Linked DNA regions of Homo sapiens: region 2 is linked to region 1. A link is a loop called in an ENCODE intact Hi-C map of the cell type or tissue named here. Cell type or tissue: heart left ventricle. All regions are shown on one strand.

What was found. A loop is a pair of places that touch in the nucleus more often than their neighbours do. Peaks named below come from ENCODE experiments on the same cell type or tissue, not always from the same donor. Only the 100,000 strongest peaks of a DNase experiment are listed, where the experiment ranks them.
Region 2: it touches region 1 in a loop (3-fold over the local background); 17 of 110 quality-filtered maps call a loop at or near these places.

Annotation. Positions count from the first base shown.
Region 1 is chr2:30,703,248-30,711,247 of GRCh38, forward strand. No RefSeq gene overlaps it. Among named protein-coding and RNA genes, the nearest start is that of CAPN13, 100 kb to the right of the region's middle. In heart left ventricle, CTCF peaks have their summits at 3,951 (motif pointing left) and 5,786; a DNase peak (open chromatin) is centred at 3,924; H3K27ac peaks cover 732 bases.
Region 2 is chr2:30,442,805-30,450,804 of GRCh38, forward strand. LCLAT1 (lysocardiolipin acyltransferase 1) reads left to right here and starts at 4,442. Exons shown (of 6, transcript NM_001002257.3): 1 at 4,442-4,579. RefSeq lists enhancers at 454-954, 4,132-4,869, 4,173-4,242, 4,283-4,342, 4,553-4,672 and 1 more. In heart left ventricle, a CTCF peak has its summit at 4,916; DNase peaks (open chromatin) are centred at 4,427 and 5,027; H3K4me3 peaks cover 2,565 bases; H3K27ac peaks cover 2,234 bases.

The sequences.
Region 1 (8,000 bases):
TTCTCTTCTCGCAGCTGTGACAGATTTTCACCTGCTCCCTAAGGACAACAAAGTTTGCTGTCTTTTCTCCAATAGTTTGTTTGCTTTTTTTTTCCACAGGGGATATAGGGAGAAGGGTCTGTGTGGAACTTTGAGCTTCCCTGCAACACTTTTCCCCTGAACCCGGAGAGAGGTCTGATCATATTTCTCACCCTCCTGCTTTCTTGTGAGCATCTAGTGTGGTCTATGGAGAAGAGATTGCAATGGACCGTGGATTCCCCTTATGTCTACAACTCCCAAGGGGTCTATACGATTATACAGCCCCCACATATTTGTTAGGAAGTTTGGCTGAATTCTTTCCAGTTTGTATGGAGTCTGACATGTAAGCAAGTACCTGTGTTCTGTCTCCCTTTGGAGGTGCCTGCTTTTTCTTACATTTTGGGTTAGTTTGTTACTCGCAATCCCAGTTCTCTGATGAGATCAAGAAAAGTCATTTTGCAGATTGTTGGCTTTTTCTTTTGGTAAGGATGACAGCAACGCTCTTTGCAGCTTTCTACACCCTAAGCAGGAGCCAGAAATCCACAGCTTTGGAGTTTAAGAGTCTTGGAGCTTACTTGTTAGGTAATCTTTAAAAATGTTATTTGTATTTTTACTTTTTGGATTCTTTGAGAGTACAGATTATTCTATGTATAGTTAAAGCAGAAGAATAACATACACCTTTGTTTTATCTCATGCAATGATTTTCTTTTTGTTGTTTGTTCTTATACATTTTTAAATTTAAGTCTTGAATAGGATGCACAATTACGTGGTTCAAAATTCAAAAGAGTATGCAATAAACGTCTCCATCCCATCCCTATTCTCTGGCCACCTGGTTCTAGGAAGCCAGTGTTACTTGTTTCTTATTATCCTCTCAGAAATATCTTGTGCAATTACAAGAAAATACCTCCGTGTCCTCTCCCCAATTATTTTTACACTAAATGGTAGCATACTTTGCATGCTGTTCTGTTTTCTTGTTTTTTAAATTCACTTAGCAATATGTTTCGAAGACCTTTCCTGATCAACACAAAGAATTTTCTAATTTTCATAACTCTATAATATTCCACAGTATGGGTACAACATTAGTTTAATCACATACTATTTATTTAACTGCCCATTGATGGATATTTAGGTTGTTTACTGCCTTTGACACTGTTAACAATCAGTACTATAAGCTTACTTCCCTTATCTGCAGAGATAATCTGTAGCATAAATTCTTGCTCATGAAATTTCTAGGCCTAAGGGTATGTGCATTTGTATTATGAATATTGCCATATTGCCCTTTCCAGGCACTACACTAATTTAGAGTCTCCCCTAAAATGCATAGGAGTGCCCGTTTCCTATACCTTTGCCAAAATAGAACATTCCCAAACTTTTGGATCTTTGCCAATCTGGTAGGGCAAAAATAGTATCTCTGTGCAGTTTTAATTTACATTTATCTTAATAAGAGTTGAGCCGGATGACTTTACATTGGCTAAAGATACAGTTTTTATTTCTCTTTCTGTTCTCCAGAGCCCAGAATGCCTCAGAGATTCCCATGGGGTTTGGGAGAGACAAGCCCAGGAGCAGGCATTATCATTCCCTCTGCCTCTCCCAGATTCAGCCAAGCAGTTCTGTTTTCACTTTTTAAATATGTATTGGAGTTCCCGCATAAAGTTTTATTGTGAGCAAAATGTTTCTGTTATATTTAAATAGAAAATTATTGATTGAAGGCAATGCATTTTTAAATCACTTTTGATAGCTGATTAGGGAGAAAGACCCCATTCCTTGCCTCCTTGCATGTCAGTTTCCTTAGAGGAACTCCAGGGAATAGAGTGCTGAGGATTTCTAGGCTGAGAGAGGAGAAAGATGTCGGTCACATTCATTATGACACATTTCTGAGGAAATTGAAGCCATGGCCTTGTGTATCTGACACACAAGCTGCCAGGACACACACTCAGGTAACCGTCTCTGGGACGTAATCTCACAGTGCAGCTGGAGAAGGATGTGCTTGTGTGTCCCTAGGAGGGGCAGCTCCTCGATGACCAGGATGAGGTCCTGAGCTTTGGCCTAAGCAAAGCATGATCCCAGAAAAGGCCTGGAACCATCTATCCTGGAGAGGGTGAGTTTTGTTTTCATTTTTTTCCCAGTGTAGCATGGCCGTAGGAAAGGAAAAAGGATTTCATGATCAGGCCAACACCTAGGAAGAGATAAGAGAGCAGCTACAGAGTTCGGAGGGGAGGAGGAGAGAGCTCAGGGGCAGGAGGCCAGGGCACCGGCATAAATCCCCGAGAGGGACCTGAACTTGAACTCTCACAGGGTGCTAGAGCCAATCTTATCTCATTCTTGGGGGCAGTGGGAACCCTGCTGATTTGTGGGTCACAAAATATATACTGTAACTGTGCTCAAAGATTAAATAAATTACCCCAGTTTACAGAGTTACCTTACCCAGCCCCTCTGCTTCTCCCCTGCCACCCGCCTGAGGCTGTGGCTTCCCCCACTGCCTGGGCACTGCTGGGACCACCCTCTCTGTTCTGGCTGGGAGGCAGATGCCACCCCTCCCCAGCTCCTGCCTCCCTGGCCCTGTGTAGCCATATCTCGAATCTCTCCTCTGTTCAGCGCACCTTCTTACAGCTCCAGGTTCTTGGACCCCTTCCCAGTCAGAATTGTTGAGGGACAGGGAGTCCCCAGAACCTGCAAAGCCCACAGTGGGCTCGGCTTGCTGAAGAACTGCCCCCCATCACATCTCTCAGCCTTTGTGAGCAACTGCGTACCCTGGGGTGACCCCTTTAGAGGCGGGTGAGATCGGAGTCCTTGAGGGGTGGGGGTGGCAGGTAGATACTCTAGGTAACATAGCTAACTGATTCTGATTTCTTTAACCTCATTGGATATATTACCTTGGTAACTCCTCATTGCATGCCTTCGAGGTACGACTAATGTTATCCCTGTTTAAGAGAGGAGGAAACTGAGGCCCTAACTTCAAATATGAGGATCCCTCTGAGAGTCAATCAGCATGGAGACGCCAGGGGACTGGGGCTTCTCAGCTGATGGCCAGCAAGCCCTATCCAGAGACCACTGGGCACAGACCTAAGGCCTCTCCCTGGCCAACTTTAAAGTGAGACCCCTAGGAGGGAGGAAAGCAGATCAAAGTTGAGTGGGACAAGCTGGTGGTCACAGACATGCTGCTCTGGCCTGGACCAGCTCAAGAGGCCCCAGCAGGGACACACATCTGCACATGTGCCTCCCCAGGGACCTTTGAGAATAAGGGGATTAGAGGTCACCAAGCAGCAAATGTGATTGCTAAAGGACCTCACTAAAAGAAGAGGATTAGCTGGGGATTTGGAGGAAGTTTCCACAAATCACTTTGGTTCCTGGTAGCAAAGATTACTTGGGGATCAGAAGAGGTCCCACTGGGCAAGGCAGAAAGAGACAAGTCATGGGATGCTTCCCTGAGGTTGCCAAGACCCTCCAGGGAGCCCAGGCTGAGGCTCAAGTCAGTGCTGGGGCCGTGGCTGACGAGCCACTCCCGGAGACTGGGCTCTGTGGGAAGGAGCCCTTCCTAGGAGCCCGATCCTGGGGCTAGTCCCCTCGCCCCTTGGCCTCACTTTCCTACCTGCCAGGTGAGATGCTGGAACCCACTCGGAGGCTCCAGCGCAGTGGGCAGGTGCCCCAGCCGGCAGGTAGTGGAGACTGGCTTTGATTCCTGGCTCCACTCCCACTAGTGGCTCCTCCCACCCGAGCCCACCTTTCATCCATATACGATGTGGATAACTGTTTCCTGCAGAAGGTCCTAAGGATGAAAATAAGGTGTTTAAGTGCTCCTCACTTGGCTATCATGGTGACAGCTCAGGTTAGTGTCACCCAAGGAGTGTCACCCAAGGGTCCTGCCCGCTCACAGTTTTGAAGTGACAGCCTGAGGAGGAGGGCTGTGGCTCCATGGCCCCATGCTGCCACCTGGAGGTCACAGGGAAGGGAATACAATGATAGAGATGGTGATGAAAATGAGCAACATGATGATGATGATAGTAGCCAATAGAGGCAAGTTCTTACCTAGGCACGACCTAACGCTTTATACGGTTTATCTCATCCAAGGACGAGATTCCAACTATCTTGTTAAATAAAGTGGCTCAGCTATTTATGTGGCCAGAGACATGACCTGTGTCATTCTATATAATACTTACAACGACCCTGTCAGAGAGAGATTTATTCTCTCTGCTAAATAGATACAGGGCAACAAGGTTCAGAGACGGTAAGTTACTTCCCAAGGTCACACAGCAAGTCAATGGCAGAGCTAAGATTGAAATTATATCTGTTTGAAGCCAAAACTCATACATGTCCCTCCACATCCTGTGCCTCCCCCAGAGATCTGGTTCCTCAACAGGCTCTGGGCCAGGGGACGGGTCTGGCAGGGAGAACAGGTGTGGCTGTGGAGGGAAGTTCAAGGGAACTCAAGAGCTGTGGTCCAGGAAGTATCCATGTTTGTCCCGGCTTCATGCTACCCTCCTTTTGCAAGGAGGCAGGTGATTGACCAGTATCAGCCAGATCCTGAGGGCAAGATCACAGCCTTGCAGACTTCAAAGCTATCCAGGCACTTTCCAAGCAAACATTCATGTTCACAAAGTCTATAGAAATGTAGATTCGCAGGCAGAACTCAGGAGGAAAAGTGCCATCTCCCATGATTAAGAAAACATTTCCATTTTTATCTGTATATTTCGTGTCTGCATGTTTTATATTTCTCCAATGCATTTAAAATATATTATTTTAGCCATGCACGGTGGCTCACGCCTGTAATCCCAGCACTTTGGGAGGCTGAGGCGGGCGGATCACAAGGTCAGGAGATCGAGACCATCGTGGCTAACACGGTGAAACCGCATCTCTACTAAAAATACAAAAAATTAGCTGGGCATGGTAGCGGGCGCCTGTAATCCCAGTTACTCAGGAGGCTGAGGCAGGAGAATGGCGTGAACTCGGGAGGCGGAGCTTGCAATGAGCCGAGATCATGCTAGTGCACTCCAGCCTGGGCGACAGAGTGAGACACCGTCTCAAAAAACAAAAACAAAAACAAAAACAAAAAAAATCATATCACATTGAAAGGACCCTCAGGGATTATCTGGCTCAAGGATAGCACTCAGTGACATATTCAGTGAAGGAAGAGAGAAAAGCTGGCCTGGGGAAACAGAGGCACAGAGAAGGGAGAGATGTTCTCAAAGTCACACAGCCACAGAATGGGGCCTGAAATGCAGGTCTGCAGACACCAGCCTGTTCTCTTCCTGCTCGGCTGAATGGCACCCATAATGGCTGCAGGGTCCACCCAGTGGGAGGAGAGGCCAGTGTGCCTGGTGAGATCATTGTGGAGCAGATGAGGACTTGAGAGCCGGGGCATAGCCCAGCCAGATTTGTGCTTTTGCCAAATAGCCAAGTCCTCTCCCATTTCTTCTGTTGGCTCTGAGAAGATCTGTCGGCTCTGAGAAGATCTGTCTGCTAGAGAGGGAGGGAGGGGCTGATCCTAGGCCTGGGCCTGTTATTCTTTCTTGAGTCATCTTTGCTGCCCTATCTCCTGAGTACTAGCAAGATCATCTGGTCCTCAGTTCTTTCACCTATCCCCACCCCGGAGGAGATGAGATGTGCTAGAAGTGAGCATCTGTCACTGCCCTCAGCCTCCTCCTGGGTTTCAGGAGGGTGATAGCCCCTCATTCAGCTACCATGGACCACACTGTGCACCAAAGACCGCGCTGGGTGCATTGACATTATCTTATTCAATTCTCACAGCAACCTCAAGAGGCAGTATTCCCAACTCCCTGCCTTTTAGATACACTTGATTTTTTCAAAACGGTTTTAGGTTCACAGCAAGGCTGAGCAGAAAGTACAGAGAGTTCCTGTATACCCTCTGCCCCCACATATGCACAGCCTCCCCGTGGCCAGCATCCCACACCAGAGTGGCACATGTGATAAAATCAGTGAGTCTATGTCTATACAGCATGATCACTCACAGTCCGAAGGTTTTTCTTCACTCTTGGTGACGTACAATCTGTGGGTTTGGACAAGTGGTAGTATTTTAAAATGCCCACTTGACAGAGGAGAGCAGCTAGGCCCCGAGGTTAGGGTCAGGGTTGAACAGCTGGGAGGTAGGTGGCAGGGATGGAGCCTTGATGGGTGGAGGAAAGGCTTCATGCTAACAAGCTCTCTCGGCCCCAGGACCCCATGGAAATGTCAATATTGTACCTGGTTTCCCAAATGAAAATCAAATAGGGCACATGGGTCTGCTTAATGGGTGATGAAGTTCCAGTGGCTCCAACAGAGGTAAAATTGATTCATATTTGTCAGGCTGGGAAACGGGAGAACTAGGCTCCAGGACCTCCTGGCCTCTTGCCTGGCAGCTCCTTTAGGCATATTTTTGGACAGGCCACACAGCTTCCTACTGAGGGCTCGCGAGGCAACAGGCGCAAGCTGGCCCCTGGAGATCAACCTGGGCAAGGCAGAGCTGCTGCTTTTGAGGTGCTCATAGCCTCGTGGAGTCACAGACGCATATGAGCTCGTTTTGGCCTGGAGTCAGCCCATGCTCACCGAGTTTTCTGCTTATTGCACTGGATGGACAGCATGGCATGGAAGAGTTTATAGGACTGAACAGGCTGGCACTTGAGACATTTCTGAGTTTTCCCCTTTTCTAGATGTGAGTTTACAGCTGGCCATTCCTACAGTGACTCATGAAAGCTGATGAGATATTTTGATATTGACGAGGTGACACAATTATTATTGAGATGGATCACTGTACCTTACAAAGGCACCATCCAGGTTTCCTGTCAATCTCTCTCACTCTCATCTCTAGACTCCTAGGCCCTCCTGGCAGGCAGTGCTGAAGCAGCCCTTCCCAGCCCAGGACAGCAGATGCTTAGCCCCTCTCGGGACTGGCCGGCTCTCCCTTGAGCAGGCACGCCTGGGCCAGGAGCTGTCTTCCTCTCCCAGAGCTGTGTGGGCCAATGGAAAGAGCATGGCTTTGGAGTACAACCAACCCGCACTCTGCTCCTTGTGTCTTCATGGCCTGGGGCAAGACCCTCCATTTCCTCATCTGAGCATTCTGGTATTAATCCTTGTAAGGGAGTTTAAGGGCTGGAGACAATGGAGCCTAATTCCTGTACATGACAGGTGCTCAAAAGCTGGTGGCTCCCATTCTGAGCTAAGTGAAGTTACCTGTGGCATGCTCTCACTCTGAAATACCTCCTGTCCAAAAATATGTCTACAGGGGCTGCCAGGCAAGAGGCCAAGGGGTCCTGGAGCCTAGTTCTCTCATCTCCCGGCCTGACAAATATGAATCAATTTCACCTCTGTTAGAGCCATTGCAACTTTATCACCCATAAAGCAGATCCGTGTGCCGTATTTGATTTTCATTTGGAAAATCAGGTACAATATTGACCTTCCCATGGGGCGCTGGGGCCAAGAGAGCTTGTTAGCATGACGCCCCTCCTCCACCCATCAAAGCCTCGGCAGCTCCTCACTTTCCACTCCTAGCCCAGTGGAGATTGGTGCTCTTCTCTTGCAGTATACTAGAGTCCTCTGGGGAGTTTATTAAATGCAGATTCTAAGTCCCCCTAAATTTACTAAATTGGACTCTGCAGAGGTAGGCCCAGGAAAGCATTTTCACCAACTTTCCCAGTGATTCTGGCTTGAGAATCATGCCCTTAGGACACCTACGGGGCACCTGCCTCACCGCCTCTCCAAGGCAAAGTCCAGGAACCAATGCTGGGAAGGCTTATGTGATTTAATAGAGAAGAAGAGGCTGGGAGAGGGAGAACAAAATTGTACTGTCCTTAACCCTTTACAGTGACAGGTACTGCTAGCTTGATGTAGAAACACATACTCTTTACTTTTTTTTTTTTTTCTGAGACAGAGTCTCACTCTGTTGCCCAGGCTGGAGTGCAGTGGTGTGATCTCTGTTCACTGCAGCCTCCGCCTCCTGGATTCAAGTGATTCTCATGCCTCAGCCTCCCGAGTAGCTGGGATTACAGGTG
Region 2 (8,000 bases), 260 kb before region 1:
GGAAGGCAGGGCAGAAGGAGAGAAAGAACCTGAGTTGGCTGGGTGCTGTGGTTCATGCCTGTAATCCCAAATACTCAGGAAGCGAGAGGATTGCTTGGGGCTGGGAGTTCAAGACCAGTCTGGGCAGCATAGCAATACCCTGTCTCTAAGAAATTAAAAAAGCTTAGCCAGGAGGATCCCTGGGGCCCAGGCTGCAGTGAGCTATGATGAAATCATGCCACTGTACTCTAGCCTGGTCTCAAAAACAAACAAACAACAACAACAACAACAACAAAAACAAAAAGAAAAAAAAGAAATGAAAGAACCTGAGTCCTGGATGTCATTTTTAAGTTAGAGTTAATTCTGAGATTACCTATCTCTACACTTTGAGTTAAGTAACAATAAATGTTCTTGTGGTTTAAGCCACTGTTAGTTGCACTGTTAGTTGAGTTTGTGATAACTTACAGAGGAAGGTGTTCCTTACTGATACAGAGGGTTTGTATTGAGTAGTAGCAATAGGATAAAATTGTTTTTTTCTATGTTGGATGAGTGACTCATCACCAGGGTTCTAAACATACTTTCTGGTAGTTGTATCTTTTTAGCCTAAGTGAAATTTTGGTCCATCAATATATCAGTTAGGTTTTCACAAGAAACAAGTGACACCCTTGGCACAGAGGGATGATTAAAGAGAGTTGAAGGCTGACTACAAAGGTACAATCAGCGTTAAGGGAAATTAACAGAGGGCAATGAAGTACCCTGAGGCTAGACACAATAAGTTAGGCCATCACACACCCTGTGGGCCCTGCCTAAAGGGACAAGGCGGGGAGTGGGTCCCAGAATCCAGTGAGAGCTGGGCTCTAGACAAGGAGCTGTGGCCTTACGTGAAGTGTTGAAGCCACTGCCACCCTGCAGCCCCACAGGGAGGGAGCCAGGGGAATGCAGCCTTGAGCTGTTTCTCAGCCCACCCTGCAGAGTCCAGCCAGGGCCTCCCATTGGCTAAACCCTGCCAGAGGCAAAAGACCAGGAGTCAGGAGAGGAAAGCCGGACAAGTCAGCATAAAGATGGGGGTGGGGCCGGGCGAGGTGGCTCACACCTGTAATTCCACCAGTTTGGGAAGCTGAGGGGGGTGGATCACCGGAGGTCAGGAGTTCAAGACCAGCCTGACCAACATGGAGATACCCGGTCTCTACTGAAAATACAAAATTAGCCAGGTGTGGTTGGCACATGCATGTAATCCCAGTTGCTCGGGAGGATAAGGCAGGAGAATTGCTTGAACCCGGGAGGCCGAGGTTGTGGTGAGCTAGGATGGTGCCATTGCACTCCAGCCTGGGCAACAACAGCGAAACTCTGTCTCAACAACAACAACAAAAAAGATGGGGGTGGGGAACGGGGAAGGGGAGAGATGGAGCAAAAAGAGAATAATCAGAACTATTAATAATTAGACTCCACAGCTGTTTTGTGCTAATGTAAATTTGTCACTACTTCCAAGCTGTACCTTCTAGCACCAAAACTCCTCAGCTACCAAAGACATGGCTTACTCCATGTCTCAAGAAATTAAAACATTTCATTTCAAATGCCTTTTGAATTTCAGAATCTCGTTGGATGACTGGTGATATTAGGTAATGCTAAGTCTCATTCATAGAAATTTTTGCAAAGAGGGAATTGCAAAAGAAATTTTGCAATTCTTGCTTGCAAGCAATAAACTGTAGGCTATAATAAATGGGCCACTCTGGGCCTCCAGTTAAGTATCTGTGGCCTCTGCTGGCACTGGGCTGCATGTTGCTTGTATTCATTACCTTGGGAGAGACTTGCTCCGATTTTATTGGCGGCAATGTACTTGGCTCTTTTCTGAGGTCTGTTATTGAGCACAGATTTTCCCTTATTACTCTCACATTTTGAAGAGGAGTGAGCAATTACATGGGCATAGAAAGTACCCCAATAATGACAAAAGTACAATAAGAACTAGGACTTGAGATTTCCTGTATGTCATAGTGTGTCCCTGAGCATTACAGAGAGTGCCCTATTAAATGTGACCATTAAGTCAATGGCTCATGAGGTTCAGCAATTCATCAGCTGTGATGCTCTGTTACTGGGGTCAGGAAAGATTGAGAAACTTGTCCCTTTGGGACAGTAGAGCACAGATTAACACCACTTTTTAAGTGTTATATACTACAATGTAATAATAATAGAAATAAAGTGCACAATAAATGTAATGTGGTTGAATCATCCCGAAATCACCCCCTTCACCCTTCACCCCGTTCATGGAAAAACTGTCTTCCACGAAAGCAGTCCCTGGTGCCAAAAAGGTCGGGGACTACTTCTCTGGATGTCTTGATGAAATACATACATTTCAGACGCGGATAAACCCCACAAAAATTCAGGAGCTTGCTACATTGGTGATATTTTAAAATAATTATTTAAAAAACTGGGGGGGTAGTTTTAGACTTAGGAGAGATGTAAAGAGAGTACAGGGATTTTTCCATATATTCTTTACCTAGCTTCCCCTTATGTCAACATCTTGTGTAAGCATAGAACATGTATCAAAACAAAGAATGATCCTGGTACAATAGCATTATGTAAACTATACATCATTTTGGATGCTGAAGTGGTCCAATGATCTTGGGCACGTCAAGACATTTTCCCCAGAATGAAAAACATGTTACTACACCTTGCACCTCTGCCAAAAAGAAAGAAGCATGACACTTAGCAGATCTCTGAGTTTAGAAATCAGCATATTTTGCCCTTGGGAATTCTGTTCCTATCCCTTTAGCAGTTGACGTGGAAGGTGGCTACTGATCAGTAGCTCAGATCAAGAACGGGCTCAGGGCCAGGCGCGGTGGCTCAAGCCTCTAATCCCAGCACTTTGAGAGGCCAAGGTGGGTGGATAGCTTGAGCTCAGGAGTTCGAGACCAGCCTGGCAACATGTTGAAATCCTGTCTCTACAAAAAACACAAAATTAGCTGGGCATGGTGGCAGATGCCTGTAGTTCCAGTTAGTCTGGAGGCTGAGGTGGGAGGATTGCTTGAGTCCAGGAGGCAGGGGTTGTAGTGGGCCACAATCATGCCACTGCACTCCAGCCTAGGTGACAGAGCGAGACCCTGTCTCAAAAAAAAAAAAAAAAAAAAAAAAAGCAAAGAAAAGAAAAAAGAAAGAGCCCAGCACTGTCCTCTGTGGTTAGGGCGGTAAGGGCAACCTTGCCTCTTGGGCTGTATCACCGGACACACCTCACAATGCTAGAGCTCTCTGCAATGGAGCTGCAAAGGCTATGAGGAACCTCCGGCAAGCCCCCAAAGAACCACAGTAGAGCCCTTGAAGGTTCTGGAGCATAGCCAGGCCAACTCTTAACAACAACAAAAAAGAATTGGGAGATCTTTTATTCCAGTAATCTTATTTTAAAGGTAAAAAGGAGGCCTAAAGTCATAGGCATAATTGGCAGAATTGACTTTTGTTCTGGTGTTTCTCTCTGTAGTCATTCTTCACTTTCTGATGCAATTTTAGCACATCTTAAATATTAAAATGTTTTGGAACAAACTTAGAGAAATTATGAAGCTAATTTAGGAAAAGAGCACAAGAATCTTTGATTTACAGGCAATTTGGGGATATAATTTAGCTATATTGAAGCTATGCAGCCAACATGTAGATGGTCATTATTATTACACCATAAATTTTGTGAGGTCAGGAACCTTGTAATTTTAAAAATATTCACTCTGTGCTTTGTTGAATAAACGGATAAAACGTATAGACATACATGAACTACTGATGAGTGGCTGTGTGTGATGTGTAGCTATGTTTATTATTTTTAAGATTCTTATTGTATTTGTTGAAGGCCAAGTTGAGGAGGGAATTGCTTAAGGGAAATGAAAAGGGGTTTAACCACAGTCCCCACCATTCAGGGGCATGCAATCTAGTAGGTTAGGGGACAGGACAGACACACCATGATAGGTGATCGAGACCTTTTAAGAGCAGTGTGATGAAATTGCTATGGGAACTGGGAGGAAACATTTTCTAGGACTGGGGAAACACTGAGTGTGCTAGAAAAACTTTGTGCTCCTGATCAGGGAACCTGGGTTCTATAACTGCTTCTACTACTGATTTGTCCTGTGACTTCGCGCACCAAATTTAGGCTTGTAAATTAAACTCCCAGATTTCTGTTTTCCATTTTGCAGCTCTAGGGGTTGAATGAACCATTAGGTTCCCTCGGACAAATGACCTCCGCTAATTTCCTATTTCGTTGTTTTCTCACCCCTACACCCCACCGTTCCGTGGGTCCCTCCTCTCCAGGAGGCCAGACGAGGAAATAAGCGAGGCCTCTTTAAAGGAGCTCTCAAAGAAAGGTACCCGGGGTATCCCGGGCTGTGGAGCAAGCGCGGGGCGCCGGGGACCCGGGTTTCCCACGCAGCCGGGGACGCCGTTGCGTCACGGCGCCTGCAGCCAATCAGGACGTAGCCTTCCGGGACGCATTACTAGGGCGACGGCCGGACGCCTCCGCGTTACGGGATGAATTAACGGCGGGTTCCGCACGGAGGTTGTGACCCCTACGGAGCCCCAGCTTGCCCACGCACCCCACTCGGCGTCGCGCGGCGTGCCCTGCTTGTCACAGGTGGGAGGCTGGAACTATCAGGTGGGGTTACGGCGCGAGGAAAATGGCGGCGGCCGGGGGATCTCAGAGGTGCAGGAAGGGGAGCTGCAGCCCGGGCTTTTCCTCCTGAGCCATGGACCTTCCCCGGGCCGCGACCTCGGGTAACGGCCACTGGCCTGGCATTTGGGGTCCCGGTGCAGGTGGCGGTAGCGTCGCTGGCTCAGGTGGAAGGAGGCGCGGGGAAGCGACTCCTGGAGGCTGGCTGAGGCGTCAGGTGCTGAGGGGCCGCGCGAGCGGCGAGGGCGAGGTAGCCGCGGGGCGAAGAGGGTCCCGTCGGTGTTTACGCTAGGAGCGTCAAAACCTTCCTCCTGCGACCTCAGCGGGTCTGGGAGCTGCACTGTCCCGGAACGCAACCTGAGGTCTGACCCTGTTAAATCCCATGCACTAAAACGTCTCAAGTGGTCACCACGTGCGGGGCTTCGACGAGAGCCGTGGAGAGCAGGGGCTGGGGTTGTCTTCCCTGCGAGTCCTGCAGGCGCCAAAGGCCTGCCTGTAGGTGCCAGAGTGGCAGTGCCGCGAAAAGAAAGGTAGGCCCTAGCCAGGGCGGATGCCAAACCTGATCTTTAAGGTGTATCGTAGCTTCTAATTGCCCATTTGAAGAAAAGAAGTTGAAAGATAAGGCACTTAGATGTGGTTGTGGAGATGTTTTGCTTTCTTGTACTTCCCTGGTTCAGGTGGCTTCCCTGGAAATACTGCATCTGCCTTTAAAGTTCATTAACTGTGTTTCTTGTGTACATGGCAGTAGATGAGATTAGGGATTGAAGTCACTTTAAGTCCAAGAAAAGTATTGAAGATATGTGTTGAAGGCATTACCAAGATGAAATATTTATTCATATCATTAACTTATTTGTTCAAAGAAACGTCATCTCATGAAGTATAACTACGTGGGTTAGTTTTCAAAAAACTGACTTGATGAAAGCCCTTTTTGTAAAACATATTTTTTGAGAGTAAGTAAAAATACATCATCACTTTTTCGTTTAGGTTTCTGTTGCACATTGTACTTTGATATGCTTGATATGACAGATAAGCATAATGTTAACTGACTTTTGTTTTTGGTAGTAGGCTTGATTTTATGGAGTAGTACCTTGTTCTGTAACTGAGAAAAACGTAATAGCGCTTGTGTTTCAGTCATCAATAGCTGCAATCTCTGGAGTGCCAACTATGTGTCAGTTTCTGTGAAAGCTAGGCTTCTCCTACTTTTTAATTTGAACACATGGTCGTCTGCATCTGCCCCCACCAGGTCTTTAGGCTGGCTGTTGCTGACAACCAGGAGGAAGCAATGGGGAAAACCCAAAAGATTCTTCCAAACTGGATCCATGGAGATTTGGTCAGTTTGTCCTGGGGTTGAGGTTATGGGTGGATTCTAGTCCAAACTCTGCCACTTAAAAATATCTTAGGGTAATCATACAACTTCACTATTGGTGTCTTATCTCTAAAGTGAGTATTTCTTATTCAAACAATCTCATTGCACTGTTGGGAGGAAAAAGAAAAGACAGTATGTGTGAAAGGGCTTTAAAAAGTTAAAAAAACAGTGAAAATATTTGAAATTTATTCCTCTGCATTCATGTACTCTGCCAGGCACTGAATCCGGGGACTTATATGTGCCAACTCAGTCATCTAGCATCACTGTGAGGCGGATACATTTATTATCTTTATTTTGCAGATGAGGAAACTGAAGCACATTGAAGTTTAAGTAATTTGTCCATATCACACAATTAGCATTGTGTTTCCAGCCTGTGTTCTTACTGTCTTACTACCACCATGCCTACTATCTTCCTATGACATACAGATGTGTTATGTATTAAGGGGAAACATTAATTCATGTACAAATTTTTCATTTTTAATATATATATTTTTCTTTTTCAAAGGCTCTAGCAATGTCCTAGAATGAACACATATTTCAAGCCAGTAGTTTTGTTTGTGATCTTGTGTAAATAATAATCATGGTTTATTCCATTGGCGTCCAATAGTGATTTGTGTGGTAACAATTACATTTACTTTGGTTAAGTGGTATATTCTTCTTACTTGTGTTGCCCATTAATTAAAAAGTTATTTTGAAACAGAGTTATGACTAATTTCTTTTTTTTTTTTTTTTGAGAGGGAGGTTCGCTCTTGTTGCCAGGGCTGGAGTGCAATGGCACGATCTCGGCTCACCACAGCCTCTGCCTCCCGGGTTCAAGCGATTCTCCTGCCTCAGCCTCCTGAGTAGCTGGGATTACAGACATGTGCCACTACGCCTGGCTAATTTTGTATTGTTAGTAGAGACGGGGTTTCTCTGTGTTGGTCAGGCTAGTCTTGAGCTCCCGACCTCAGGTGATCCGCCTGCCTCAGCCTCCCAAAGTGTTGGGATTACAGGTGTGAGCCACTGTGCCTGGCTAGTTATGACTAATTTCTATCAGGAAGCACAAATCAATAATTGGGATTTTTGTTTTTATTACATTTTTTAAAAGAATAATTTGCTGGGGGACTTTTAAAAGAAAACTGATTTTAGTTAAGCTTGTTGTTTTGATATACTTGTGCTAATTTTTCCAGTCTTTATTTATTAATAAAATAGGATGAGTAAAAGTGGCTAGGACATTTATTGTTTCATTGAACCTTTATGGAATAGCCCTGCCAAGTCTTTAGGATGTAAACATTAACTCCTGACCCTACCCTTGAGGAGTTCAGGGAGAAGTCCCAGGTCCAGAAGTTTGTAGACAGTTGAGACAAATAAATAAATGATTAACTAATAAAGCATGATAAGGACTCAAATATAATTGTGGGTACAGAGACCTGTGAGAGCACATAAAAGGGAACAGTTACTTCTTCTGGGATGGGCCTGGCCAGAAGAGGAAGGGAGCTAACTGGAGGATAAAGGCGTAGGGAGAAACAGAGCAAAGCTAGGACAAGTGAGAGCTCATGGTGTCCAGGGGTCAGACCACAGTATTACAGGTGTTGCTGGGAGAGAAGCCAGGAAAGGTTAGAGCCAGGTTGTGAACTCTTAGCTAAGAGAGTGGGAACTCTCCTGCGGGCAGTGGGAACTGTAGAAGGATCTCGATTAGATGCATAGCTTCCACTTTATGCTACAAAAATGCTAGGATAATGGGTGTTAGAATTTTTTTCTTTTTACTTTAGGTTTTGAATATATTTGTACAGAAATCATTGTAATATGGAAGTAATCACTGATGGTTTCTCTAGTTTTAAAGCTGATCTCCACTTAAACGTGTGTAACACTAAAGTTGTCCAGCACCTAACAACATAACATGAATGCAGTGCAAATCGACTACAAGGTAGGGTGTGCAAATCTTGCAAAAGATGCAGGATTTCATGAAGTCAAAGCAAGGGGGAGAACTGCTGAAACCATAAGCGCAAATAAAGGACTAGTGCCTGGAATAGGCAGAGA